Linked DNA regions of Mus musculus: all the other regions are linked to region 3. The links are chromatin loops, found by intact Hi-C in ENCODE. Cell type or tissue: heart. All regions are shown on one strand.

The links. Hi-C counts contacts between places; a loop is a spot of excess contacts. Peaks named below come from ENCODE experiments on the same cell type or tissue, not always from the same donor. Only the 100,000 strongest peaks of a DNase experiment are listed, where the experiment ranks them.
Region 1: a loop joins it to region 3, with 1.9 times the contacts of the local background. A loop is called at or near these places in 2 of 42 quality-filtered maps.
Region 2: it touches region 3 in a loop (4-fold over the local background); 7 of 42 quality-filtered maps call a loop at or near these places.
Region 4: it touches region 3 in a loop (3-fold over the local background); 2 of 42 quality-filtered maps call a loop at or near these places.
Region 5: it touches region 3 in a loop (2.7-fold over the local background); 2 of 42 quality-filtered maps call a loop at or near these places.
Region 6: a loop joins it to region 3, with 4 times the contacts of the local background. A loop is called at or near these places in 6 of 42 quality-filtered maps.
Region 7: a loop joins it to region 3, with 4 times the contacts of the local background. A loop is called at or near these places in 2 of 42 quality-filtered maps.

What each region holds. Positions count from the first base shown.
Region 1 is chr14:15,792,510-15,796,509 of GRCm38, forward strand. No RefSeq gene overlaps it. Among named protein-coding and RNA genes, the nearest start is that of Gm31804, 19 kb to the left of the region's middle. In heart, no CTCF peak of the experiment used is centred here; no DNase peak of the experiment used is centred here.
Region 2 is chr14:15,879,251-15,883,250 of GRCm38, forward strand. No RefSeq gene overlaps it. Among named protein-coding and RNA genes, the nearest start is that of Gm31804, 110 kb to the left of the region's middle. In heart, a CTCF peak has its summit at 2,203 (motif pointing left); no DNase peak of the experiment used is centred here.
Region 3 is chr14:15,436,898-15,440,897 of GRCm38, forward strand. Lrrc3b (leucine rich repeat containing 3B) reads right to left here and starts at 2,090. Exons shown (of 2, transcript NM_146052.4): 1 at 1,676-2,090. It overlaps B230110C06Rik (RIKEN cDNA B230110C06 gene), which reads left to right and starts at 726. Exons shown (of 3, transcript NR_152122.1): 1 at 726-846. In heart, CTCF peaks have their summits at 756 and 2,157; DNase peaks (open chromatin) are centred at 724 and 2,144; H3K4me3 peaks cover 2,438 bases; H3K27ac peaks cover 1,663 bases; H3K27me3 peaks cover 240 bases.
Region 4 is chr14:15,800,217-15,804,216 of GRCm38, forward strand. No RefSeq gene overlaps it. Among named protein-coding and RNA genes, the nearest start is that of Gm31804, 27 kb to the left of the region's middle. In heart, no CTCF peak of the experiment used is centred here; no DNase peak of the experiment used is centred here.
Region 5 is chr14:15,640,584-15,644,583 of GRCm38, forward strand. No RefSeq gene overlaps it. Among named protein-coding and RNA genes, the nearest start is that of Gm31804, 130 kb to the right of the region's middle. In heart, no CTCF peak of the experiment used is centred here; no DNase peak of the experiment used is centred here.
Region 6 is chr14:15,353,932-15,357,931 of GRCm38, forward strand. Lrrc3b (leucine rich repeat containing 3B) reads right to left here. Exons shown (of 2, transcript NM_146052.4): 2 at 3,584-4,000. The coding sequence ends at 3,894. Among named protein-coding and RNA genes, the nearest start is that of Gm31577, 34 kb to the left of the region's middle. In heart, a CTCF peak has its summit at 1,751 (motif pointing right); a DNase peak (open chromatin) is centred at 1,800.
Region 7 is chr14:16,378,448-16,382,447 of GRCm38, forward strand. All of the region lies in intron 1 of Top2b (topoisomerase (DNA) II beta), which reads left to right. Among named protein-coding and RNA genes, the nearest start is that of Top2b, 15 kb to the left of the region's middle. In heart, a CTCF peak has its summit at 1,948; no DNase peak of the experiment used is centred here.

The DNA of each region.
Region 1 (4,000 bases), 360 kb after region 3:
ATCAGAACACTTGGTATCTTTTATTAGTCTTCAGATGTAAGCAGTCCCAGACTGCCTTTCCAGATACAGTGTGGGTAAAATAATTGCAAGATATGGAATTCAAATACCAATAAAATATGTTACAAAAATACTTTACATCTCATGTAACCTCCCCTCACAGCCTGAAACAGGCTAAGCCAGAACCTGACCTTGCTGCCACTAAGATCACCTGGGGTGGAACCTGCCTCCCTGGATCACCCTATTGTTCTGCCACTGCCTCTGTTCCTCTTCAAGATACTGCTACCTGCTGAGAGGCCCCCCGGAGCTATTCTGGAAACCATGCCCTATTCTGCCCGTCATCACTTGCAGCTGGTTCCAGGCTCCAAGGATGAAGTGGTGGGAATGGACTCCCCCCCCCCCGCCCCTTTATAAGGCATGCTCCCCAACATTAGAATTTGAACTTTGAACAGACTAGCAAGTCTTGGTTCCATTGTTTCTCGACCCGCCTAGGCTCCCTCTTTTCTTCCAGATTCCAAGATGCCTTCCAGGCTCGAACCCGGACACGTGAGCTGCTGGCTGGCCTCAACAACCTCACATACAGAAAATACTTTATAAAAAGATTAGATAAAGAATTCTGTTTGGGGCTGGGGAGATAGCTCAGTGGTTAAGAGCACTTCCAGCTCTTGCAGAGGACTAGGATTTGGTTTCTAGCACCAACAGTAGATGGCTTATAGTATCTAATATCCCAAGTTCCAGGTCTGGTGCTCCATAGAGAGTGCATGCATGTTGCACACACACACACACACACACACACACACACACACACACACACACAAATATCAACATCTATCTGAAAAGAAGCATGAGAAACATTGTTAAAAATTATAATACAAAGGACAAAGCAGATCAAGGATTCCTAACTCATAGGGAAATGCTATGAGGATTATTCTTTCAATGTTTCCTCTAAAATAATACCAGATAGGCCAGAGCTTAACTGTCATGACAATCTTGCCCCTCTGCTGCCCCTTGTAAACTTACAGACTTATCTTCACAGCATTACCTCTTCTAAACAATTTATAATCCCTCAATCATTTCCTTCTAAGACTCTCAGTGTAGACCAGAAAAATGGTGACATCACCAGCCACAGGACACCATATTCATAGAGTTAAAAGCAAGCAATAATCCTACATGCCTTTCAGATTCTGTTAATTGTGAGGGTGTCATCATTATATTCAGATTTCTAAAGTCTTATATTTTATTATTTAAGTAGACTGAGAGATAAGTTTAAAATAGAAGAGCTGGCTGTGGGGGGAAACAATTCATAATAATTGGACAAAATGTCAATGCCAAGTAACATTTCCAGTAAATACCTCCCATGATGTCTAGTACCCTCAAGTGCCCTGATGATTCCACTAATTAATTTATTTTTTCATTGTGTCAATTTATGTAGAATCACCTGATTATAAACACACCTCTGGCATGTCTGGATTAGCGGTGTCCTGTGGTTTTTGCCAAAGTCTGCTCTGAGTGGAGCCAACTCAGTGTTAACAGGAAGGAATTTTGAAGCTATGAGCTGTATGATTAAGAAACAGTGCACTTTCTGGTTTTCTGAACTGGCTCACTGAGAAAAGAATGAGCAGCAAAAACCTGAGGAGCCAACTTTCGTGCCCAGAATCCTATATAAAAAGTACATGCCCCAAATCCTAGTCCAGGAGAAGTGGAAACAGGATGTAGGCTCTGTGCAGGCAGGCAGCTGCAGGGAGAGAAGCCTGCACCTGTTGGGTCTCTCTGGGACTGAGCAGGATGGTGGGTGTCAGCGACTCAAGAAAACCGAGCCAGGAGTTTTGTCAAAGCAGGAACTCGCTTTATTACATCAGTCTCTTGATTTTAAAGAATAAATAACAAGGGGTATGGGGTGATCTGGTGGGGCCCATGTCATCAGTTGCCGGGCAGGCAAGGGTTCGACCAAGTCATGTCACTCCAGCAGAAATGACGAGGACATGTCGAAAAAAATCAAACCAAGCTCCAGCCAGGTTAAGGTTAAGGTTAAGCTCTAGAGCCAGGATAAGGCCCAACAACAGTAGAGTTTCTAAGGCTATTGGACTAGCCGGTCTAAATAGTAAGCTCTGAGACAATTATAGACCCTATCTCAAACAGTAAGATAAAGAAAAATTCAAAAGATACTCCCCCCCCTCACACACACACAGAGACAGAAAGAGATACACAAGTGGTTAATTTTCTGCCATATACCTGAAAACTAGCATAAATATTAGAGAAAAAGAAAAAGCAAGAGAGAGATATTTCATAAAGCCAGGAATCATTGGCTAATGTCCCTGCTCTGATTTCTTGAGTGGGACATATTGAAGTGACATTTGCTGGAATGATGGATGCTCTTCAGGGTCATGTCACTTTTTCAGCACACTTTATTTATGTGATAGGCAAAACAACTGCTCTATCTTGTTACTCATATGTAGTGTTCCTTACTCCAGTTCTCTGCACATACTCCTGGAGCACTGTCCTTTGCTTTATAAGTAACTCTATGATTTGTGTCAGTATTCTCATCTTTAAAAGTGAAATTTTACTCTTCCTTCCAGACCCCAGTCCTTGTTGTTCATAATTTCTCCTATCACCTTATTGGTGTAAATTATTAGAGATACCACTTGCTTCTTATTGGTGAATGCTCATGTCAAGGAGCTTATGGGGGTGGGGGGAAAAGGAGTCATTTTAAAGCTAGTTTCTCTAGCTTCAAATTAATATCCACAAAAAGGAGACAAAGAAACCTAACACCTTGGGTCCCATGTTTTGCAACATTGTAAAACCTACCCAGATATATCTCAACCTCCGCTTGAACATGCTGGAGAAGTAGCTGCCACAGTGGACAATTCTCTGTGGACAGAGTAACTGTGGTATATCCCTCAGCACACACTCATTCTACAGCCCATCTTTTCTGCTGCTTGCGACTTGTGAGTCCCAGTGGAAAACTCCTCTTGTCAACCTTTCTCTCCACATCAGTTTTGCTTCTTTGACATCAACTCCCACTTCTGCAGCTACTTAGAAATGAAAGCACTGTGTCTAACCTTTCCTGTTACCGTTTCTTACTCTTGGTTTGAACTGTGAAGACCAATGTAGATTTCTCTTCAACCAATACAAGACCATCATCCTTCCTTATAAGATGTGTCACAGTTTCTTTCTCAAGGCCCTTCATAACAAAAAGCAGCAAGAACGTTGTGCTCCTTCTGGGCTCCCTGGGAGAGAGTGACAGTGTAATCAGAGCACTGACTGAAACTGCTAGGCTGTACCGTTTGCTGAGAAAAGCTGAAAATGGGGCCATTTACACAAATTTGGTTGATTGAAATGTAGGAGTTTCTGTTTTTCTGGTCTACAGAACTCTCTTCCCGTTTTTGCACCTCAACATGTGATTTCCCTTGAAGACTTCTTTTCAGTGACTTAGATAAGGCAGTAATGCAAAACTTTTTTTTTAAACATCTCAGACTCCTCCCCCTAATGTGAATATATCCTATAAGACTAAAGGGACAACTCAAGTCCTACTGGACTTTCTGTATTAGAGAAGACAATGGGTCAGCTTCTCATTAAAGTAACTTTTAGGGATTGTGGCAGTTTGAGTGAGATGTGTCTCCATAAGTTCACTTTTAATGTCACCAGTTGACAGCACTGTTTAGGGAAGTGGTACAACCTTGCTAGAGGAAATACATCACTAGAGTGGGCTTCAATAGTTCATAGTCCATCTTTCTCACAGACTGCTCTCTGTAATTTGTGTTTGAGGTTAAAAATGTGATCTCTGAGCGTCTTACTCCAGCCATTTACTGTATGCCTTTCCTATCATTATAGAGTCTCTATTGAAAAACTTAAAGTAAAATAAACACTGTTTTCTGTAAGTTGCTTTTAGTAGCTGGGTGTGGTGACGCACACCTTTGATCCCAGCACCCAGGAGGCAGAGGCAGGCGGATTTCTGAGTTCAAGGCCAGCCTGGTCTACAAAGTGAGTTCCAGGACAGCCAGGG
Region 2 (4,000 bases), 440 kb after region 3:
ATCGTGACCTAAACTCCTTCTGCTTTTCCAGGCCACAGATCTGCTCACGATGATAGATCAAGAAATTCAGGGATGCTGCCCTTCAATTATGAACCCACTGCTCAGAAGACATTAGCTCTCTCTCCTGTTGAGTTTTGGTTCTGTTGCTATGTATTATAATGCTAAATTCTGTTCCCCCAGGTCTAGTTGCTTCAAAATACAAATTCTCATGTATGTCAACTTTTGTTGTGCAAGCCTTGTTCCTTTCTTTAAAACTACTGGTTGAATAAAGATACCTACAACTTGTAGCTGATGATAGATCGTCATCGTGACGATCTATCGTCGTGAGCAGTTTTGTGGCCTAGGTATGCAAGGCTTTGGTTTCTGGACTTGGGGTCACAGGCAGATACCATATGGAAGAGAAGAATAGTAAAGAAGAAGACACCATGGGGTAGGTAGATCACATGACCATGTGGCTAGCCTGTTGGAGTAGCAGTGGCCCAGGCAGAACATGGCAAGTTTTATCTCAGGGTTATTGACAGGGAAGTAGACAAAATAGCATAGAGGATTGATATCTGCCCAAGTCTGGTGCTTTAAGGCGAATGCTTTAAGGCAAATTATTATAAATATAAATGGTTTGTGTCATTATTTGGGGACTAAGTGATCTAAGGTGGGGTGGAAACCTCAGTTAATATTTACCACAACACTCTCATGCCTTTATTAGACTGCAGCCTCCACACCTTGGTCGCTTCAACTTCCACAGCTGCTCCTTTTTAGCAGCCTGACTGACCCCAGGGAGTCTTTGCTTTACATTATTATTTAAAAAAAAATCTTCGAAGCTGGATTGAGTCTTTGTCATAGTAAACTTTAGGGTTATCATAGTTAGAACCAGTAAGGACTACACATTTCTGTGTAAGCCCTTGTGAGGGTTGGGCTTCTCTCTTTAGCCATGGTAGCCCCATAAGGATGCTTGTCAGAGTTAGCAGTTGCAGGCCAAAAGCATACATGTAGGTTTTCCAAATAGCAGCCACACCATATTCTAGAGCAGCCTAACCTGCACCTGTCTCACTAATGCAGAAACAATGTGGACAGCAATTTCTGCCTTCTGGTCTACTCCTAGCACAGTGCCAAATGAAAACCTCGAGAGGGACCCAAACAGACGTTAGAAAACAGTCTTCAGAATGTGTGTATCACAAATACTCCAGACCTGGTATTCAAATCCACATACCCTGTCCTGGTAAAAAGTACCCCTCCACGCATACCAGCACCTGCTATTCATTACCTCTGGGAGCCAAAAAGACAATTACAGTTGGCAGTTTCTCCAGAGAAGGAGCTCCAGGAACACAAAGAAGAAAAGGTACAGTCCAGAGTCCCTGTCATGACAAAAGGAGCATCAGTGTGCTGAGGCCTCTACCTGAGATGACCTGTGTCACCAGCCTTGGACCACGTCAATGGACAAAGTTTAAGATGGTGCATCCTGAACTCCCAAGTGTTCAGAGGCTCTGGGTGCATGTGAATTCCAGGGGGATTAAGTGAGGTACAGAGTACCTACCCAGATCTCTAGAGTGAAATGCACCTCTGTGTTTCCTGGCAACAAGAACTTGTCTCTGCTGCTCTCTAGGCATGCTTGCAATGTTCAGGACAGTCCTCATGATAAATTAATGAATACTAAAAACTATTCGTGCCTAGGAAGCAAGATGATTTTAAAATCCTGGGCATTTGCTCAGGAGTGTCACCACTGAATCTTTCTGAGTGGCTCTTTGTCATTGCCAGCTGTGCTGCATGGTGGAGGGTGGCTACAGCAGCCCTGGCTGATGCTCACAGATTCCCAGTTATAACAACTAAAAAGTCACCTCACCTCTCCAGATGCCTCCTGGCATACAGAAACTATCCTTAGTTGAATGCTGGTCTGAAGAAACAGAAAAGAAGATACAGGGACACCCTCAATATCAACAAATTCCGACAGAAGAATCCCAGATAGTGTGAAAACTTAGGCACAATATCCAGAAAAGAGGAAGAACACACCCACCAGGATTTCACTAGTCAAACTTTGGCCTAAATCAAAGTGATATGGAAAGTGAAAGATTGTCCAGCACATAAATGGACAGCATGTAAGAAGTTTCGAGATGTGAGTTTCAAGCTCCTTCACCTAGAGTGAGATAGTGCTGTCATCAGAACTCAGTTTCTCTTCAGTTGGACTCTGCTCTGCTGCATGATGGCTCCTCCTAGTGGTGGCAAAGCATTCACCACTACAAGTCTACCCTCCCATTGACTCAGCCAACCAGACAGGACAAAACATCTCTCAAAATTCTAAAGGAAATGGATTCCCACTGTGGAGTTCCTTTGTACCACCTTGGAGCACATGTCCACTCCCAACACAGCAGAACTCAGGGGCCACCCAGCAGTGAAACACTGAGAGAGTGGGTCTAATGAAATATGGAAACAAGAATAGGCTAATCCTACCCATAAAACTTAGATTAATGTTGGGGTACAGAAGGGTATCTAAAACCTCAAGATGATACTATTGATTGGGTGGTCAAAGAAACTGGCTATAACAGTGCAAATCAGCAGACTGTGCCTGGAGAAGGCAGGCACCCAGGGGGAAAGCAAAGCTAGATTCCAGTGCTGCCTCCAGGATACCAGCAGCTCACAGAGGATTCTGCTTACAGCTGTTTTATTTAAATTCTGTTTTGCCAGATATATGAGTACTTATTAAACATGAAGAGGTTTATGCATTCAAATAGCAACACTAATCTTCGCCCTGCCTGCCTCTATTTGAATACCTTGACTTTCCTTCTGCCCTTTCTGAAGATCCCCTCTGGTAAATTTGGATTTAGAACAGCCCTCCCAGCTCAAAAACAGGCACTTCTTATTTTCTGCTGCCCACAGCCAATGATCTAAGGGTCACAGACTGAGATATGATGACCACCAGAACCAGGCTAGGAACAGGAGAGGGAGAACAGTACCATGTTACCCTGGCAATGGAGGGTCATTTCAGTCTTACATAGCTAATGAGCAGTCTGTGCCCAAGAAAATGTATTCATACCCAGTAATGTGTATAAGCTGAGGTGTCCCTTCCCAGGCCATACTCCCGACCCATTCTATGTAGACTGTCTAATTTCATCAGTCCTAGCTCTGTTTGGAAACTTCTGCCTCTGGTGATTTGGTGCACCAAATGCATGAATTATACAAAAATGAAGTGAGTCTGTCAGTGTTCATAAATTTCAGGTTGTTTTCCACAGTACCTTAAAAACAATGACTTCTGTTTGAGGCAACACCAATCTGCAGGGACAGAGCATGATCTGCATCTGGGTCACTGACCTCAAGATTCTGGTGGCTCTTAGGAGTAGGCTCTTGGGTCCTCTAGTAACAGTAAGGACATACATCTCTGAATGACAAAATAGTCATTCATTTGCAAACCTAAGGATGACTTCAAGTGACACAGAGGGAGGTTGCTCTGCATGGGAGGCATCTGCATTTATTACTGTCATTTTCTGTTGGTTCTTCACTGCACAAGTTTGCAGGCCCTCTTCAGTGTATTAAAGAGAGCCTTGCCTCCATCTATGGTCTGCACACAGCACACTGAAGGTTTCAGGTCTGTGTGCTCACAATCCTAGCTCTACCTCCTACCAGTAATGACCCAAAGCCAGTTTCATATCTCTTTGACTCCCTAAAATGGGGCATGCCAGTCAGATTTTGCTGCCATTTACCAACTAGGCCTATGCAACACATGGCTGTGTCAGTAGACACTGCTATATTGTTTCTAGGTCAGTCTTTATCATCTGAAAACAATCGTTGTTTTTGCATCTGCTGTCTTCTAACATCATCTTCCAATGTAGTCTTTGCAGAAACTTTGTGAGACTAGTGCTCATAGGAGAAGGCTGCCTGGCTGCTTTGTGTATTAGACTGGGAGTGACTAAGATTTCTGTTTGGGCTTTAAGCTTGTCCAGCATGTCTGCCTTGATGTTTGTGTTGGTGCTCCAGCACTACAATACTGTTGTTGCTCTGGGCACTATGGCTT
Region 3 (4,000 bases):
AGAGAGAGAGAGAGAGAGAGAGAGAGAGAGAGAGAGAGAACCCTTTCTTTACAATATGCACACTAGGCCTCTTCCCAAAAGTGGTCTTGAAGACCAGATGGCTTGGGTGCAAAGGTGGATCTCTGCATCTGCCAAACCATCAGAAACGACCAGGACGATATATCTGGGGAGTTGGTAAGTTAATATAGACCCACCTCTGATTCCAGATACCAGGCCGAGAAGCTAGGTCTTCCCTCACTGGAGGAGCTGTGCACACCCCCTTCTGTTTCTCCACACATCCTCCAGCTTTAAGCTAAAGATCTTTCCTAACCCAGCTAAGGGCTCCCCCCACTCCCTTCTCTCCTCAGCCTAGGTGCAAACCTTGAAGCCTCAAGGGGAAGCTGTCTCCCAGATCAGCCTCTGCCCTGGATTCTTCTCTGGATTGTTGGGACCCCAGCCTATCTGCTGACACCTGGGGACTCGCCTTAGTTTCTCACACATATACCCCTGGGGATCAGGCCAAAAGTCCCCTTCCCATTCCAGAATATACACATCCTTAACGCCCTAGTGCTGTCAGAGAAGGTGGGCGTAGATTTACAACCCGGTGGTGGAGATGAAGGGGTGTAGGAGCAAGCGGGTGCCGGAGAGGAGAGGGGCTGTGATCCTCTTAGAGCCAGGGACAGCGTCCTCGGTCCATTATCTGAACATTCAGTCACCGCCCAAGATGCCAACGCAATCAGAACAGAGCCGAGAGGTTTGTTTGTTCCTGGCGAGGGAGCTCTTTCTAACCTAGGCAGAAGCAGCCAGCCTTCTGAAATACCCCGGGGCAGGAATCCCAGGGCTGCTTCCCACCTCCGGACTTCTCAGGTACCTAGCCCCTCTCCCTGGCCCCTCACCTGGGCCAGCGCCCCCACCCCCAAACAGACTTCAATCTCTTTTCCAAATCCTCTTCAGTGGCCACGCTGAGGTGCCCCATCGCCTACATTAGCAGAGCCTTTCCGTCCCCCCTCACCCATTGGCAGATCTCATCCTCTGCTGCCTCCGGCAACCTCAAGAGGGATTTTTCCTCCCCAAATCACTTACTTCACCCATCCAGATCAGCACTTGTATTTCCCGTAGCACATAACCATAACCGAAAGCCACTCCGAGGATTTTTATTATCGATTTGGGGGTGGCAGGATCGAGCGATCTGACCCTCACCGCTCTTGAAGACATTAACAGTGGCATTAAGTTCCACCTCCCCTGGTTAGCCCTACCCCTTCCCATCTGCGACAGGCAAGAGAAGCACTACTAGATCCTAAGCCCTTGCCTCTGAATCCGGAGCTGTAGGAAGCAAAAAGTCGAACTGCAAGAACACAGTGAGAGAAATGGGCAGATGCCTTAAGGCTAGGGTAGCTGGGGGAAGGGCGCACGCGAGAACTGAACAGATACCGCACCAGGTGAGAACCAGGAAGGGAGGGTCACAAAAGTTTGCAGACTGCTGCAAGGCACCTGGTTGCACAAGAGCGAAAAGGGTCGACTTCCCTTCTCCAGGCAGGGTCTCTCCAAAGATCTGTGTCAAAAAGACCTGGAGGTTTGGCTCCACACGGCTCAGAACTGCGGTGACCATTCTCTGCTTCCCAGAGAGATGGCCTAAGCACCCTGACTGGGAGCTGAGCCCGCGCTCTGCATAAAGCAACAGGCGGCTGCACCTTACCTTGCGCCAGTCCTGGGTTGGGATGGCTGCTCCATCCTCGTGGCGCAGGGAGGAGGCGTTTGATGCATAAGCCTAGGGGTGTGCGTGCTGCTAGCTCCAGCCGACTGCAAACTGGACTACCCTCCCTGACCCGGCCCGCCGGCCGGGCTCCGCTCCGGAGCGACCGCCGCGGCGGCGTGAATGCGCTGTGGCCGGGGCGCAGGACGCAGGCGGTGCGTGGCGCGGCTGGCGTCTTTGCGCGCTGCCACCGAGTGAGGGTGCGGCCCTGGGCTGCCGTGTGGGGCACGACTTGGCTTTTACTGCTGCGGCGGCCGCTGCAGACCCTGTGCGGGGCGCCGGAACCTCACTGGAGGAGGAGACAAAGATGCGAGGGAGGCAGAAAGCTACTCGCCAACGTGCAGGCGGCTCAGTCACTAGAGGGGACTCGCCTCCAAACCTGGACTGGGAATGGAGGAGGGGCGAGGCTTCAGGGACGAGCTAGAGCGAGTGAACGTGACTGGTGGAGCTGGCTATCACCTAACTGGCACTGCTCTTCTGCCTCCTAGCTGGAGATCCTGAATAAGGAGGGGAGGAGTTTCATTCAGCCTTTGCTGGAGAAGCAGAGCTGAGCTAGGAACATTAGTTAGCCTCCTCCTCCTCTCTTGCTTCCTCTTGCCCAGTTCCAGGACATGTTGCTATGGCCCCATTCTTTCTTCCATTTCCTGACTACTGAGACCAGAGGGAACTGTTTAGCCTAGGTCCATTGCTGTCAACGGGGAGGAAAAGCAAACATTTTTAATTAACTAAAAATGACTTACTGGGTGCACAGGGCAAGAGTCAGGCACACTGCAGCTAGCAGCTAGAACAAACCCATTCCAGATGGGGACTCACCAGAAAGTCTTTATCATTTGGTGACCTCTATCAAGCATATTAAAGCTTGCAGCATTTCCCCATTTGCAACGATGCTGTTTTATGCAGGTTTAGAAGTATGCTGGGTCTGGCCACATTGCAAAACTGTAAACCACTGAGTCCCCCCAGCAGCTGTGATTTGTCTAGCAGCTCCACATTATACACCTTTATATTCTATGACTTGTATTTCTAACATTTCACAATATGATTTTATTAGTCTGGATTTGAATTGTCATCACTTTTCAACACTTTTAAACTGAGAAATCAGGACCTAGAAATAAATATATATGAATAGCAGGTATGTAATTTGGTCTAATTACTCAAAGGAAAACTTGGCATTCCCATTGAAAGTATAAAATTTGTCTGTAATACTGTGCCAGTGATTCTACTTCTCACAAGTCAGGAAATAACTGAGAACATCCACAAAATTTATCTGAAGAGATGCTCACTAGACTGCTGTATAAGCAATGGAAGGTTGTATAAGCAATGGAAGGTTGGAAGAGAGTACAAGATGAATAGTGAAACATTTCATAGGAATATACAATAAAATATCACATATTGAACTGTTATAGATGACCTCCGCCGTGGGTAATCGGTGTAAGTTTATCTAAAGAGTTCCAGAGCTCAAGATGAAACCCGACATAATCTCACAGAGCTGGCTTGCATCCAAGTCTTTCCAACTGTTGATTATGCTATCCTACATTTGAATCTTTGGTTGATGCTGTGTTTTAAATGAAATAGCACTTGTGGAGCACTCACCTCTTAGTAATGTCCATAAGGCATAAATTTGGTTCAACTTAAGACAAATGTCTGACTATGGCTCAGATAAACTATACAGTAGCTTTCTGGTTTGGTTGGTTCGTCAAGTTGTCAACTTGACTTGCTGAATGTTGGTATCACCCATGCTATAAAAAGGATAAATGACAGGCCCTAGAGTTTGTCACCTCTGTTATAAACTTAGATTTGTTTTGTAGCAACCAGAAATCAAGTCCGGCTCAGCAAAGGATGTTCTTTAATATGAGAAGCTGATTGGTTGTTTCCTCTGCTTCTGCTGATGTCCAATTAAAAGAATGAAACCGGAGAAAGATAGCTTCTTGGAAGCCCTACTTATAATCTAATTAGTGAACCAGAGAGAGAACTTAGCATCTCTGACCTTCATGCTAACCTTCAGGGCCTTTCTGCTTCAGAGGTAAATGGCATTTACTGATGTTTTCTGTTTAACTTCCTTTAGAAATGGAGTGAATTGTTTCACATTCAGTATGTCATAGAATCCTTTGCATATAGAAGAAATTCCTTCAGTTATGCCCTGCATTCTCAATTGAAACATCTCTACAATAGTTCGATGCCTTCCTCTCAAGTGGGGCTGCATTTCTCAAATTCAGATTGGTGCCTGAAGCCCTGTTATCTATAGAATGTTTTAAAATTAAGATATGAAGA
Region 4 (4,000 bases), 360 kb after region 3:
TAAACAGTTCTAAAAGAAGGAAAACTACTGGACAATAAATATTTTCTTAAAACTGTTGAACATCCTTAATAATGAAGGAAATGCAAATTAAAAGTACTTCAATTTTCATCTTACCCCATTCAGAATGGCTACCACCAAGAAAATAAGTAATAACAAATGCTGATTGGAATATGGGAAAAGATGACCCCTTATTCAATTATTGGAAGCATAAATTATCTAGCTAAACTAGATGTAGACACTCCCTTAAAAATTCGAAAAATAGGACTGCATTATGCCTTAGCAACACCACTCCTGGGTGTAGACCTAAAGAACTCTAGGTTCAGAGACACTTGTCCATCTATGTTGATGCTGCTCTCCCTGCCCCCACAGAATCAATAGAACAACAGATAAAGAAAATGTAATACACAAATGCTACACACAATGTGATCTTCTTCAACTATAGAAAGCAAGAAAATCAAGAAACTTGCAGGGAACTTCATGGACCCAGACACAGAAAGAAAAGTACTATATCTTCTCTCTTATCCTAACATCTGAGGCCAGGAAACTACAAAAAACAAAAAACAAAACCAAAAAAAAAAAAAAAAAACACCCATAAAAGGGGAGATTAAGTGGCTTCACAGGAGGGATAGGGGGAACATAATAATAATAATAATAATAATAATAATAATAATAATAATAATGTAATATGAGAATAGAAAGGGTGAAAGTGAGTAATGGGGACAGAATAGTACAGCACTGGTGGGTGGGGCAGAAACAGGGAGTGGGATGGGGCAAGAAACAGTCAAACTGAACTGTGTACACAGGAAATACCATTAAGGAATGGTGTTATTTTGAATGACAATTTAAAACAGAAGACACAGGAAGAAAGAAAGAAAGAAAGAAAGAAAGAAAGAAAGAAAGAAAGAAAGAAAGAAAGAAAGAAAGAAAGAAAGGCGGAAGGAAGGAAGGAAGGAAGGAAGGAAGGAAGGAAGGAAGGAAGAAAGAAAGAGAGAAAGAAAAAGACAGGAAGGAAGGGGAGGGAGGGAGGGAGGGAGGGAGGGAGGGAGGGAGGGAGGGAAGGAGGAAGGAAGGAAGGAAGGAAGGAAGGAAGGAAGGAAGGAAGGAAGGAAGGAAGATATTTTGTTTCTACTAGTGAAACCTGAGGTGCTCCCACAATCTTGATTATTTTTAAGAAAGAAACAGAATCAGACACCTGAGGGACTTTCTCTGAAGGTTTCTCCCACACTGAGATGTCACTAGTGTAGCTGTTTCTCAGAGGTTTTTATATTTTTATATAGAAACACCCAAATTAAGTGAAACAAAGCAAGTTTTATGCTTTTTCCACTCAACGTTCTTCCTACTCTTGCATCACCTATCTAAAAAAAAAAAAAAAAAAGTCTCTGTGATCAGGTCTGAGAGGTCTGAGAGGTCTGAGAGACAGTGCCTGGCTTGTTAGGAAACCGAAGCAAGAATACCAAGCTAAGTAACCTAATGAGTCTCACTCAGATCAGAACTAAATGGTTGAAAGCTTGATAAGAGGAAGGGCCCTGGGCCTTGATTGCCTGCAGGCAGCTGACTGTGAAAGGCACAAAAGACCTTTGTATCTGAACAAGGAAGACAAGGGGAAATTGTTGGGACCTGGGAGCTTAGACAAGGACAAGGGACCAGGTGACCTCAGCTCTTACTTTGAGAGCAACTACCAATTGATGTAGAGCCCCGTATGTTGGTAGAAGGCGGGGCTGACACTACTTCACTGTGAACAGTCACTGAGCCTGAGTCCAGGGAGACAAGGAAATCTATGGAGCAGATTGGCGACTGCAGAGACTAGAACTGTGAGCTCACCATGCTTGTACTCAGAGGTAACTGAAGCTGTCCAAACATCCTTAGGAAGGAGAGGCCAAACTGCAGCTTCAGACTTTCTGTTAGTATCAGGTAAAGAACGTGGTGCTTTGGCTTCAGTACACAGGTAGATGTCGGACTCTATACAGGAGAACAATCAAATGAGAATCCAAACATGGTTAATGATTCTGATATCACCATGTTGAACATCGGGAATGTTGTAAGAAAGAAACATATATTCTATAGACAGTTGATATGTGAACTTAGGACATAGAGAGTTTAGGCTACATACATTTTTCCATTGGTGTTTGTTTCAAGCACACCCATTTACCTGTGGCCATGACAGAGAGGAATCCAGTGGTCCAGCCTAGCAATGGCTTCTGGCCCAGGCTTGTGAGCATTGCTGTGCAGATGGCACTGGAAGAGACAGGAGTGGTTCTTATAGCCAGCTCCAAATCTGCTACTTTTTAAAAAAAAGTTGTTAAACCCTTGCAAAAGAACAATATATGGACTGTCAATACGTCTATAACTGCATCCAATTATATTTATTACAATATAAAGTCCCAGCCAGCCCCATTCTCTTAAATATGCAGATTAGCATCTCCAGTATTTGTGCTTACAGTGTTCACATCTGAGCTTCCAGTCAGTGTAGTTTGTATTTTTAGACCATCTACTGGCAGTGTGAGGGAAAGAAAATGGTAGGAAGAGCTGGCAAGGAGACGCTGTGATATGGCAAATGTTTAGAAGTCATTAACTAGGAAGGGTTATCACATGGAACACTCTGCAGAGTCTTGAGGTGAGAGGGGAAATCCATTGTTTCTTGTGGGAACCTGTAGTGTTTTACCAAATAATAAGTATTGTTTCACATACAAGAAATACAATGGTCATTTTAAGCCCTGCTGCAGGATAATTTAAAACTCTTAAAATGGTCTGAGTTAAAAATGGCATTTTTGTTTACCTAAATTAATTCCTATCTTCACTATTCTATAGCCATTCTGCTAAAAGATTTCTTTTGAATGCACTGAAAAAAATCAAAACCTATTTTCAAGGACAGCTATCCTACATTCTACCATTTAGGGTTTGATTAGAAGCAAGTGTCTCGGGGTGAAATTTTCCTTGTCTTTGACTTTCTGTGGGCATAAGAAAGATTACCTTTAATGCCCTGTGCATACAAGAATCTCACCAGAAGTACCGAAGCAAACTTATAAATTGGATTAGGGTCACTGCAGCCTATTTCTGCTATAATTTCTGGGGATACAATGTCCAATTAACACTGGCAAGCTTCACAAACAGGGACATTCTCTCCCATAGCAAGTACCACAATTTCACAGTGGTCCTTGACCTGGCTGTGCACTTTCCACTCTGCTGCGTGTTTCCCTGAGCTTCTGGGACATTTCTGGTCAGGATGAAGCTTTCTTGACAGCCTACTCATCTCTCTGGGTCCACTCATACTGCAACAGTGTTGTCCGGGCTGTACTGTTGAAGAGCTTGCTGTGAGCTTCTGTGCATGTCTGGGCATCGATGGGGCCATCATTAACTTGTTCATCAGCAATTTCCCACCAAAAATGCAAACACTGGCAGGCAAATATTGCCATCTTCTCACAGTCTCTTTGTGTATGTCAGATCTTTAATAAAGAATATCTGAGGTAACAATTCTCCACATCATTGCTTGCTAGCTGTGTGATCCTAGATGAGTTAGATCATTTCCCTGTGACTTATTGTTTTCAGAATACAATTATGAATATACTACATATTAGGTTTGAGAAAGTTTTAAATAAAGAGGCCGTGAAAAGCTCTTATTTAATATTCTATGGCTACTGGAAGAAGATGATGTTTGCCTCCCTTAAACTACTCCCTCCTGTGAGTAAATGCTGAGCACGACCTGGCAAGAATGAGGAAATCCATTTCCCCATCCTGGAAGGAACATACGTCATAGTGGCTGATTTGCACATGAGGTTAAGACTTATACTCAGTAAATATACTGAGAATTTTGTTGAAGCATTCTTGGATTTTTTTCTCTGAATAAAAGAGAGAGACTCTAAAGGACAAAGACTGCTCCCATTCCCCTTGATATCCACAGACATTGTTTTATGAGCTGTAGCCTCTATCTTGCTTCCAGGAGGAAAGCTAAGATTTTTACAGAGAAGCTATACCAAGGAACATGATGTCTTCAAGTTGCAGT
Region 5 (4,000 bases), 200 kb after region 3:
TTTTCAGCCATCTATCTCCTGTGGCTAGTTGTCACAAATCCCCTGAACCTAGTAAATCAAAACTCTAGAAGCTTATAATTAATCAGTCAGATTTATATATCAATAAATTCTCAATTTAAAAGATGCCCACACAATAATTTCAGAGCCAATTGATAATGATACAAGCTGTCCACCTAGATTAGACAAGTTACCCCAATTATTCTATCCTTTTATGATATTCATTGCTACCTGTGGCTATTTAAAGCCATGCGGAATCTGGATCATCTTTCTCTTCCTCCATCTTCCTTCCTTCTTCTACCTGTCCCCTGTCTCTGTCTCTGAAACTCTTAGCTCTGCTCCCTTTTTCCTGTCCAAACACAGGCTTCTTGTTTTACTCATGTTTAAATTAATTGAGGGTACATCCTGCTACAGCTTTCTGTTTACTGAAGTTCCCATCAACATGTTTGTCTTGGACAGTATCCTCCTGTACCTACAGCTTGTGAATGGATGTTCACACTTCTTAATGAAGTGTTCTGGCAGTCAGTGAAATTCTACAGTCTTCCAGTATGCCTGAGTGTCTCCCAAAGCCACCCAAATCTCACATTTTTATAACACAAAAGTGGAGTTCTTAGAATTTTTAATTCTATTCTATCATGTCTGTGTGTCAGCTTTAATATTTTATCCCAAAGCCACATATTTAATTGGCATTTTATGTTTATACCAATGAGTTATAAATTTCCTAGAACATGGATGTGAGTCTTGGGGCTGCATAGCAGCAACACCAGCTAGAGACACAACTGGATTTGGAAGGAAACTTCAAGCCACAGCAAACCAGCTGTGAGGGGTCAGTGTCCATGGGGAATTCAGTGAGGTAGCATTACCAAGTCTGTGCAAAGTCTCACCCTGCTGCACTCTTTCCTCTTATCTAAACTGCTGATATGCCAGCTTGTGAAGCACAGTCACCTCTGCTTCATCCAGAATGTTTCAGTGCTGTTTGTCTTCTTGTGTTCTAAATTGGAAAAAAATATGCTCGCGCGCGCACACGCGCGCGCGCACACACACACACACACACACACACAATGAAAGTGTTCCAAAATTCTTTTATTTTATGAGAACATGCATCTTCTTATGACATAACCGTGAGCTTTGCTCCTATCTAAATGCACTTCACTGGCCCACACATCTCCTGTGAACAAATCCTATGCTATCTCATCTATCCCCACCTCTCCCAACCAACAGTGTGACTACCTTCACCTGTCCACAGGTCTCCTCACCAACAGTATGACTAGCTTAACCTGTCCACACATCTCACCAACAATGTGACTACCTTCACCTATCCCACTTCTTCCTACCAACAATGTGACCACTGCAACTGTTCACACTTTCCCCCACCAACAGTGTATAGCCAATTTTCACTTGTCCAGTGACATAAGCTATGCATTTGGAAGTAATTCTTAACATCCATGCTGTCCTCAAGGGCATCTCTCTAAACTAACCCTTAAATCTGGTTTTCTTTTTCTTCATTGGGCCACAGATAATATCTTCTTATACATCTTTCTTTCCTTCACAAATTAAAGGAAGCCTAAGTCCTTCCTAAGAGGCAGCCTGACTTCCAAGCCATCCTCCCTGTGTTGCCAATGACTGACCTGAGCCATCTCCCTGATCCTCACCCTTGTCTCCTAAAGAAGAAGCCACTTAGGATCCTCAGAAACACTGCCCTTTTTCTTTCAGAGCTTGCTTAGATACTGAAAATGAGTTACAGAAAAATATCCCATAGCATCTAAGCAGCATATTGCTGAAGAAAAAGAGGATAGAGTGTATAAAAAACTGTCTGAAACAAGAGTGCATCCCCCCAGAAACTTGTACGATTATTTTGGGTGGGGCCTAAGCTTCTAACTGAAGCTCCTACTATTGAGTACTAAGTAAAAAACCTCCTTGGTACTTAACTTTATTAGTTCTGAGAGGACAGAGCAAATTAAATATTCTGAGCTTGAGTAAACTGTGATACGTAGCCCAGCATGGTGTTTGGGCCTCTGGGTCAAAAATCCTACCTAGCTATCAACACCCAGGCCCTATACAGAATCTTTCCTGATTCAAAGTCTATGCCTTTCACCAAAGTCAGCAACTCAGTCTTCCTTCTCCACACAGCCCCCCTGTACTGGTCCCTCAGTTTCAGTAATTAGGGTTCCAAAATGCTACCCTCTAGGGTCCTCTGTCATCTCATTCAGGGAACACACACTTCTAAGTTCATCTTTGTACACCATTAATAACAGGACAAGGGAAAACATGTCTCCATGCTATACAGTTTTCACCGAAAGGTAAAAGATTTGTATGATAGCTCCTCTAGTCTAAATAGGACAGAGACCAAGGCTGAATTCATGACCTAATCCTAATACTTTAATGTTTCCCAGCCAACATGTGAAGTGAACTGAATGCAGCTTTCTTCGTATCAGTCATGTGCATCACAAAGCCAACCTAGTAGGTTTGGGATCAATGGAAGAAGAGATGAATAGGGTTAGAAATATTCCTCCCAATACCCTGCTCCTGGACCTCAGCTCTCCACACACCCCAGGTTGCTTGCTTCTCTCTCATGCTAAAAATGCTAGGAAAGGAGAACTGTCTCTCAATGAGCTCATTCTTTGGCTGTAACTTACATGGTAAACAAGTTTTCTCAATAAGCACAGCTCAGTCCTAGCACTTTCCTTTTCTATTTATTTCTATTGGTTCCTCCACTCAAGACAGCAGTCATCAAAAGTAATTTATATCTTGCTGGTTTATTTTGCCTAAGTCCTTACCAGAAGCAATACAAATAAAGCAGATATTCCTTGCCAGTATTCCTAGTGCTTTTTCTTTCCCTGGGTAAGCTCTCGTGCCTCTTCTGTCATTCCAAGAATAGACTTATACAATTGGTTGCACATAATTCTTTGCATATCTTTCCCATTGCAATGGATATGTGAGTGAAAACCATAACCATGTAAAGATTAACATGAACAGGTTGCCTGAAAATCAAGATCTCCTTAAGACTTTGCAGGACAAAGATAGACATTTGCTATATAAAAGGATGGACGTTTTGGTTTTATTTATTTTTCAGCATTATCTAACTTCTTCTGACTTATTGAGGGGACTTTAGATCATCACCACTGATTTAATTACTTTATCATACTTAGAAAAGTTCATTAAAACATATGGGGTTATTCCTGGAGCTTTGCACATGCAAGACAAATACTGTACTACTGCGCTTGATCTCTAGCCCTTTATTCTGTGACACAGAATCTCACTATGTTTCTGAAACTGACCTTGAATTCAAGATCTTCCAGCCTCTGCTTCTGGAATGCTGCATGAGTTATCATCATTCTTGACTTGCTGGGTTTTGATAGATATAAAACTATCATTTCATCCAACATATACTGTAATACAAAGCCCTGCTTCATAAATAACCAATATTTATCCACCAAGCCTTCAGCAAAGAAAAAATTTAATTCTAATAATATATGAAATACTTTGTTGTTTCCCAGCCAACCTGTGAAGTTGAGCTGAATTCAGCTTCATTTAACATCAAAGGCCATACATCACAGCTTGACTATACTTCCTAGTAGTTACATTTTGTTCTTGTCTCTAGCTCCTTCCTTTTACTTAGACCATTTACTTATAGGATTTATAAATTAATTCTGTTTCTCCCTTCTGATATACAAATCTTCTCTGCCCCATGCAGGTTTCAAACACCAGAAGGGCTTTTCTCAAGGCCCTAGAGGTGATTCGATGAAGTGCACTCAGTAAGGAAGTTGATCCATGTAATACAAGTTCCAGTAAGAGGGGAGGGTCTTAACTGTAATCAGCTAAACACTACTCAGCAGAGAGAAAGCTTGACTCCATTGAAAACATGCCTCTACAGCTGTCCATTGGCTTCCAGTATATTATGACTCTATTGAACTCATCTCATGCAGTGCTAATGATTTAATTTGCACTGTGAAGTTTTCCTTTGATAGCCCTCTGAAAGTTATATTGCCTTAGATGTTTTAAA
Region 6 (4,000 bases), 83 kb before region 3:
GAGGCTGGGAAAGCAAGAAACTCCTGGTTTCTTTGATGCTGAAGAAGTTCCATCAATACATTATCAAAATATATTAGAGTTCTCTCTTCACTGTCACTACTCTGAAAAAATGGAACTCTCTGTCCATTTAGTAGATTTGAAAGACTAAAACATAATGTTCTTGAGCTAAAAGAAAAATATTGTAGATCCTGGATGGGTCTTTGAATGCATTCTGGATCAATTCAAACTGCAGCATACAGATCTTCCTTTCTTGGGTTCTGTTTCATAACAGACCTGTGGGAGTTGAGCTTGCCCCTGTATTAGTTTGCTTTTTATTGTTTATTTTTATTGTTGTTCATCAAAACAACATGAGCAGGAGGACCTTGGGGAGGAAAGAGTTTGAAGATCGACCTACAGGAAACTTAAAGACAGATGTGAATCCCCAAAGCTTCAAGGCTTTCAATTTCTGTATCTGTGAGCTCGGCAGATAAGACTCTTCCCAGGACTCTCAACCGCAACACTGTAGGAAGTCTGCCTTCAGAAGCTGAACAGTGATAAGCAGAGTCTTCCATTTCATCCCTCTGCCAGTAAGCCGAGAGACCGACTGTCTAAAAGATACATCAATAAGAAAAATGCAGGGCACTTAGACTGCTGTATGCTTGGTGATATCAGAGCAAGAATTACTGTGAGGAATCAGAGACAGACATGAAAAAGAACACTGCTCACCCTGCAGACTATACAGAGTGATTACAATTTGTCCAAGTAGTACTGGAAGGTCTGTCTTCCATTATGTAAGTTTTTATCACTTTTAAATGTGTTCTAGTTGAGTTGGCATGTTTTATGATTTGCTTTGCTTGAGAGATAAGCACATTGTCAAAGATTAGATTAAAATTCCAGGGGCATTTTTTTTTTAATTTAAAAGGTGGAGGTTGAGAGAAATCACAGACTGGAAAAAGGTACTTTAAATATTACTATTTAATGTATTAGAACTTCAGATGCTCTCTGCCTAGGACAATAATATGGAAGTGGATTTAAAAAGTCTTCCTGTAGTTCACTGTGAATAGGAACTCCTGCAGGGCAGTGGGAAATGAGACACAGATATAGGGTCAAGACTTCAGGTTCTCAGGTAGCAACTCTTTCACTCATCACCTCTATACACTGTTGGCCTAGTGGGTGGACATTCGTAAGCTCTAGCAATGAGGTCATTTCCCTTCTGTTCTGTCACAAATTGACATGGTAATCTATTACTTTAGTTGTTTTATTTGATTTTTATTACCTAATAATCCTCTATTCAATTCATGGACACGTAAATTAGTGTTTTTCTTTTTGGAGTACCGACGACACTATAACCTGACAATCTACATAGAGAAATCAAGGAGGGAAGTTCCTGATAACCTGTGGTATCTCTCAATTCTACATGAGGAATTGCAAACCAAATGTGTGGTTATTTAACTCTTTTTCATTACTTCAAGTATAGTATGTGACTCTTCTCACCAAGTCCTCAGAGACCTTTCCTTTATAAGACAATTTATTGGACTAATGGATTGGCCACGAGGAAAATAACATTTCATTACTAAGAGCATGAAGATGATTTTGGAAGGAATGACCTGGAATGGATTATCTTATCCACCTCTGGAAGATTTTCCAAAATGAATGTGACTCATACATGCAGATAAACACAATACTTTTGTTAAATTTTCAAAACTGTTAGAGCTAAACCTTTATTGCCTCTTTCCAGTTAGTACTTACACTGCATTTTAGCATTGTCCTCCAGGCGGCGCTGTCTCCTCAGTATGGGTCTAACTGTCTCCAAACCAAAGGCAATGCAGGCCATCTGACTTTAGTCTCCCTGGATACAGCAGTTCTAGGCCCACATCCCAAGTCTCACATCTGAGAGTTATCTTTGTGTTTTGGCTAGACTTCTTGGGATGGCTAAAGACGGTGTGAGCACACAGTGACCACTGCTCTGAGTGTCTTATTGATTTTTTCAGCAGGCCTTTCAACAGACTATGGTTACAGTCAGCACTCCCGGCCTTCAAGGGGGATGAAACTGAGTTTTAACATCCTGAAGACAGTATCTTGTAGGTTAGATAGGGCCCTGTGCCTCACTTGGGGCACTCTAGCTTCTTTCCTCGAGGGGCCTTATACACAGAAGTTCCCCTCTGGTTTTAAATGGAATTGTCATGTAATTTTCTGTAAACCAATGTGCCAGAGGAACCAGCTACCTTGTATAGTTGAGTCTGTGGCAGAATGGCAGGACATGAATGTCAGAGTGTATGTCATGTGCAGACGTATACAATTTTCAAATCTCTCAAAACTTAATATTTGTGCATATGCTATGCTTTCCAAAATTGCTGGGGTTCTGGGCCTATTATATAGAAGTATCTCATAGAGCTTCCGAAGCATTAACTAAGATAACTTAGAAAACTACTAATGCATAGTAAGTGTTCCATCAGTGGCATGGGATAACAGATTATGACATTCTTCAGTGTGAAGTCACCATAGGGTTGGGACTTGTATCTTACTCTCTACCTTCACTTCCACATCTTTGTCCCTATGCTCCCATGGCTTTGACCCTCCATGCTTACCTGACACATTCATCCTAAAACAAGCAAGCAAGCAAGCAAGCAAGCAAGCAAGCAAGCAAGCAAACAAACAAACAAGGCCATCACTCCCCATTACAGAAGTCAAATGTGCTTCCAGGATCTCTGCCCATAGTTGAGTCAGACTATCTCCTTTGTGTGGCAGATATGCAGGAGCATATAGTAACAAAATTCATTCAATTTCATGTTGGTCATTTTAATCATGTAAACTCTGCATTTGTAAACCAACTTGAAAGGATTATCAATGAAATACCTCTATTTAGAAAAGACCTGGTACACCGGGCATGGTGGTGCACGCCTTTAATCCCAGCACTTGGGAGGCAGAGGCAGGCGAATTTCTGAGTTTGAGGCCAGCCTGGTCTACAGAGTGAGTTCCAGGATAGCCAGGGCTACACAGAGAAACCCTGACTTGAAAAAAACCAAACCAAACCAAACAAAACAAAACAGAAAAGACCTAGTTCAAACTCAAGCTCTAACACCTGGCTGGTGGCTGGACCTCTGTTTTATATGCACGGCCAGTGTTCACTTTTTCCTCTGGTGGTGAGAGGTATGGACAGTAGCAGTATCCGGATACCCACACAGAGCGTCCGCTGAGGGCGTGCTTGCCTCCTTCCCAAGCCTAACTCTTCCTGGATTCACCACACACTCCTGCCCACCAAAAGGCCAGCAGGAGGATAAGATTCATGGCATTGTTTACTTTCCCATTTCATCCATCACAGAGTAGAAGCATGTCTGACCTACCCGTTTAGAAAAGTAGATGCTTGCCAGCAGACATTCTAATACACTCAAGTCCTCGAGAAATACATCTGTATAAACATCTTGGCTAGCTAAATCTGGCAGATTCTTAACTGATCAACAATTTAGCTCTGGCTCCCCAGACTGCAATGAGGCCGAATGACACATCATCTTTTAATGAGATAGTCTTACCGTCACAGGGCTGTCTGTTTTACTTCGGTGCAAGTGCACTGACTATATTGTGTCTTAACCAATAAGGCACACTGTTTTCCATGGTTCAAAGTTAAGCTTTTATTCAGTTTTAAATTAAAAAAATAAATTTCATTATTAAATAGTGAGATGGGTCTAACTAATGTTCAGAGAGTTTGTTACTCAGGAACCAGAGGTCACAATTAATGGGGGGGGGGGAGATCACCTAAACTAAAATTATTAGTGTTGTTTGTGTAAAGTTCAACAGTGGCATGATTCCAAAGAAACTAAAATACAAAGTTTTAAATGTGTACAATGAAGGGGGAAATGAATCACTTATTTTCCTACAAACAGAAGCTCCCTTCCCAGTGCCAGCCAGCATGGCTACTATACCACAGTGCTAATGTCATCAGGCTCATCTGCCTTCTTTTGCCTGCTTGGCAGGGATTTCAAGTATTCAAGGTGTCTCCGGGCATCCTCCTGATTCTGCCTCA
Region 7 (4,000 bases), 940 kb after region 3:
AACCATAAAAAACATTTGTGTATTTTGTTGATTTTAAAAAACAAAAAACCACAACTCTTGCTTTCATTGACTTTAAGCATCTAAAAAAAATCTTTCCTCTGAGATGTCAAAATGACATGATTTATTGTACATATGTTACACTTGGCTGCAACTGAGGACAAACCTAGTTTAAGTTGCCTCAGGTCCAGGTAGAACGAACAGGGACCATTTTGGTTACAAATGAGGCAAGTCTCTCAGAAGTGGTCTTGGTGATTAGATGGTAATGAAGTCCTAGATAAAGTATGATAGGTAGCATACAGTCTAACTACTTGTATGAACACTTCAGTCACTGGCATTCCTCATTTCTGCTCCTACAGCCATCATGTGTACACTCTACATGACTAGTTACTTGGCCTTTGGTTGATCTTTCTCCTCTGGAATTTTAGGCAGTGTATTAATTGTATATAGTGTATATTATTTGATGACTCTTTTTTTTTTTTTTTTTTAGTAAGCATTCTCTTTTCCAATTTATTCTCATGCCAAAGGAACTTCTGTAAGGGAGGCAACAGTAAGGCTGAGGGACTTGAATCTTAATAGACTCCTGTCTATTAATTTTAGATTTAGTTCTATGCATAGTTTCTTAATGTATGCTATTGGTTCAGCATCTTCATTTTAAAAATTTAAATGTGGTACCACTTTGTCTTGATCCTGTAAGTTTTGACGTCTTTTTTTTTTTTTTTTGCTTTTATTTATCCCCATATATTTCCTAAGTTATTTTATGATTTCTTCTTTGATTCTTAAATAGTTTACAAAAAACGTTTTAGTCTGTATCTGTGCAGTAACTGATGGGAAACTAATAGAACTCCTTAGTATATGAGAATTGTTTTCTTGTATTGCTGTCAGGATTCTCTCCCTCGTGACTTTTTTTTTTATGAGATTGGGAATTGAACTCATTGCCCCCTGGATGGGCCTATGGCTTATCCATGGCGTTGGCAGTTTGATTATGTATCTTAGTACAGGTTCCTTAGGTTTGTGCTTGCTTGACTGTGAACTTCTTAAATTTGTCAATTTCTCTCCTCATATTTGGAAAGTTCTTCCTATTTTTATCTTCTCCTTTAGACATTGTGTAACATTCTGTTTGACTGATGATAGCCTGTGAGTCAAGTTCTTTTAATTTTTCTTAATTCTTTCTTTGGTGGTTCCTTTGTCATTGTCATTTCTTTCTTCATAGTTACTATTTTTTCTTGTGATTGGCCAAGTTGAGTCTTCATATATTTTAAGTTATTCTTCAGTTTTAGTAACAATGTTTGAGTCTTTTCATTTATTTTCTGTTTATCTCATTTTGTTTACTATTTTGCTGATTTTCTGGTTTTGTTGTGTATCTGGACAGTTCCCTGAGCTGCTTCTTACCTCCATCTCTCCCTTTCCTTTATCTTCTTGTTACCATTATTTTTTCCTTTTCTCTTTCTCTCCTGTCTTCTCCTGTCCCCTCCCCTCCTTTCCCTCCACTCTTCTCCCCTCCCCTCAACATCTTCTCTAAGCCTAGTCTAAACTTTATTTATAGCAGTCCTTCTGCCTTAATTTCTCAAGTTCTAGGATTACAGATGGGAGCACCCACAGCCCATGGAGATTTAAGTCTATCCCTTGGAAGGTTTTGTGTGTGTGTGTGTGTGTGTGTGTGTGTGTGTGTGTGTGTGTGCTTCCCCTTTTATTTATTTGTGTTGCTTTCTCTCAGGGTTAGCTCTTCTTAACAGTCTGGTTCTAGTCTGGGTGGTTTCTGCAGCTAGTTAGTCCATTCAGAGAGTCACGAGACTTTGCAAGCCATTTCTAGGGGTGTAGCGTCTCTGGGCTTGTTCATGGAAGAGCATTGTCTGTATCTTTATTTAGGGAACAGTCTGGGCAACTCCTCTGCCCTACTGTGTCCTCTCACACACACTGTAATAAGCCATGGTACTAGAGCTCCACCTAATGTCTATCCTTAGAACTACAGACTCTGGGTGCTGGACTAAATCATTTTGATTTCCTTTGTTCTCAGTTCAGCTACTGTTGCCAGTGCTAGATTCAAGAAAGACAGCAAACAGTCCCTGTGGTAGCACTTCTACTTTCCCTTTGAAGGGAAAACTCTGGGAAAGAAGTTGCATTTCCTCCCGTCCTGCCTTGCAGAGAGGGCTCCTGGGCGTGGATGTGGTTTTGTATTTTTCACTCAAGAGACAGGACCTCTTAAGCAGTCTCTGGATTTCTTACAAGGACGAGTGATTCATTTATTACAGTTTAGTCTGTGTTTCAGTAGGGAAGGGGGTTTGGGGTTTCCTAAACTTCAGTCTTGTTGACATTAAACTATGTGTTCTGATTTTTAAGGTTTAATTCTTTGAACTTGATAGGTTAGATTCTCACCTCTTTTTCTCTTATATCCATTTGGGAGTAGATAGAAGGTAGGGTGGTGGTGGTGGCAACCATTTGTTAAGAAGGTGCAGGAATGTGGTTAACTTGTTGAAAATGTTTTGAGATGCTGTCCATCTCCAGTTATCAGTGCAGTTTAGCAAAAACTCCTAAGGCAAATTTCAAAATCTAAATTATGTAGACACTGACTTCAGGTTGACTTAATATTGAAAATATTTTCATTTTGATGTATGTTTTAGAGTTATAAACTTGATGAGAAAGTTTTTTTTCCCTATGTGCTTGTTATAGGTTTGCAACCTTTATGCCAATAGTCACATGCATTGAGACGCCTTTCTAAGTTATTGATAGAAAATTACCTTCCTTTGAATTAATATGTCTCACATTTTAAAGTAATTAGAGAATGATTTTAGTGATTATGATCTTTGTGCTAACTATTCTGAGGACCTGTATAGGTTATTACTTCTCTCTTTGCTGTGATAAAATACCTGAGAACAAAGCTTGAAGAGGACAGAGATTAGAGTGGAGGGTCCAGTTCATTTGATTACAACAGACAATAATTACCTTGTAAACAATGGACCACCAAAATGGTAGCTGCAGCTACATGAAAATGTTCCCAGTTGGGAGATGTTAGTTAAATCCAGGACAAAATGGGGGTAACTCTGGGCAGTTCAGAGGGGAAGACAGGTGTGAGAGTGGCTCTAACTGTGGGACCAGGCCATACTGCAAGCTGATTGATCATATTACATGTGCATTCAGGAAGCATAGTGCTGGTGATGTCCTTGTTTTCTCCTAGTGTATTTACTTTACATAAGCTGCTCACAGTCAGGGTAGCTTTTTTCCATTTTTGTTAAACTGTTCTTGAAACATCCTCACAGATACATCCACAAATTTTGTCTTCTAGGTTATTCTACATTTCATTAGATTGACAATCCCATCACAGTATGCATTTTACAAATAGTTTATTGCTATAAACATCGTAAGCCGGGCGTGGTAGTGCACGCCTTTAATTCTAACACTGGGGAGGCAGAGGCAGAGGCAGGCAGATTTCTGAGTTCAAGGTCAGCCTGGTATACAAAGTGAGTTCCAGGACAGCCAGGGCTATACAGAGAAACCATGTCTCAAAAACCAAAAAAAAAAAAAAAAAAAAAACCAAAAAAACAACCCCCCCCCAAAAAAAACAAAAACCAAACAAACAAACAAACAAAAAAACCATTGTAATAGTTCATCTTTTTGGCCATTTAGTTTATCATCAAACTCTTGACAGAAATAGAGTATGGAAACCTTATGGAATTATTTTCTTTTGTACAAAGCTATTTTTAAGTGAATTAGCACTATTAATAGATAAGTATATAAATGAAAGAAAATATGACTATAGCAAAATTCAGTAAAATTAGTATTTTAAACATTATTAAGTGCCTATATATATATATATAAATAAATTCATGACCTTAAGAAATTACAGTTAATATTTGAATTCCCTAAGGTTTTTCTGTTACAAGTCCTATTTTGGTATGTTTGTTTAGATTACTCAAAAGGCATAGATTTTTATTTTGCAACATATATAGTGACATTTTAAAGATTTAATTTATGACATGATATTATGTTTATATTAAGAAACTGA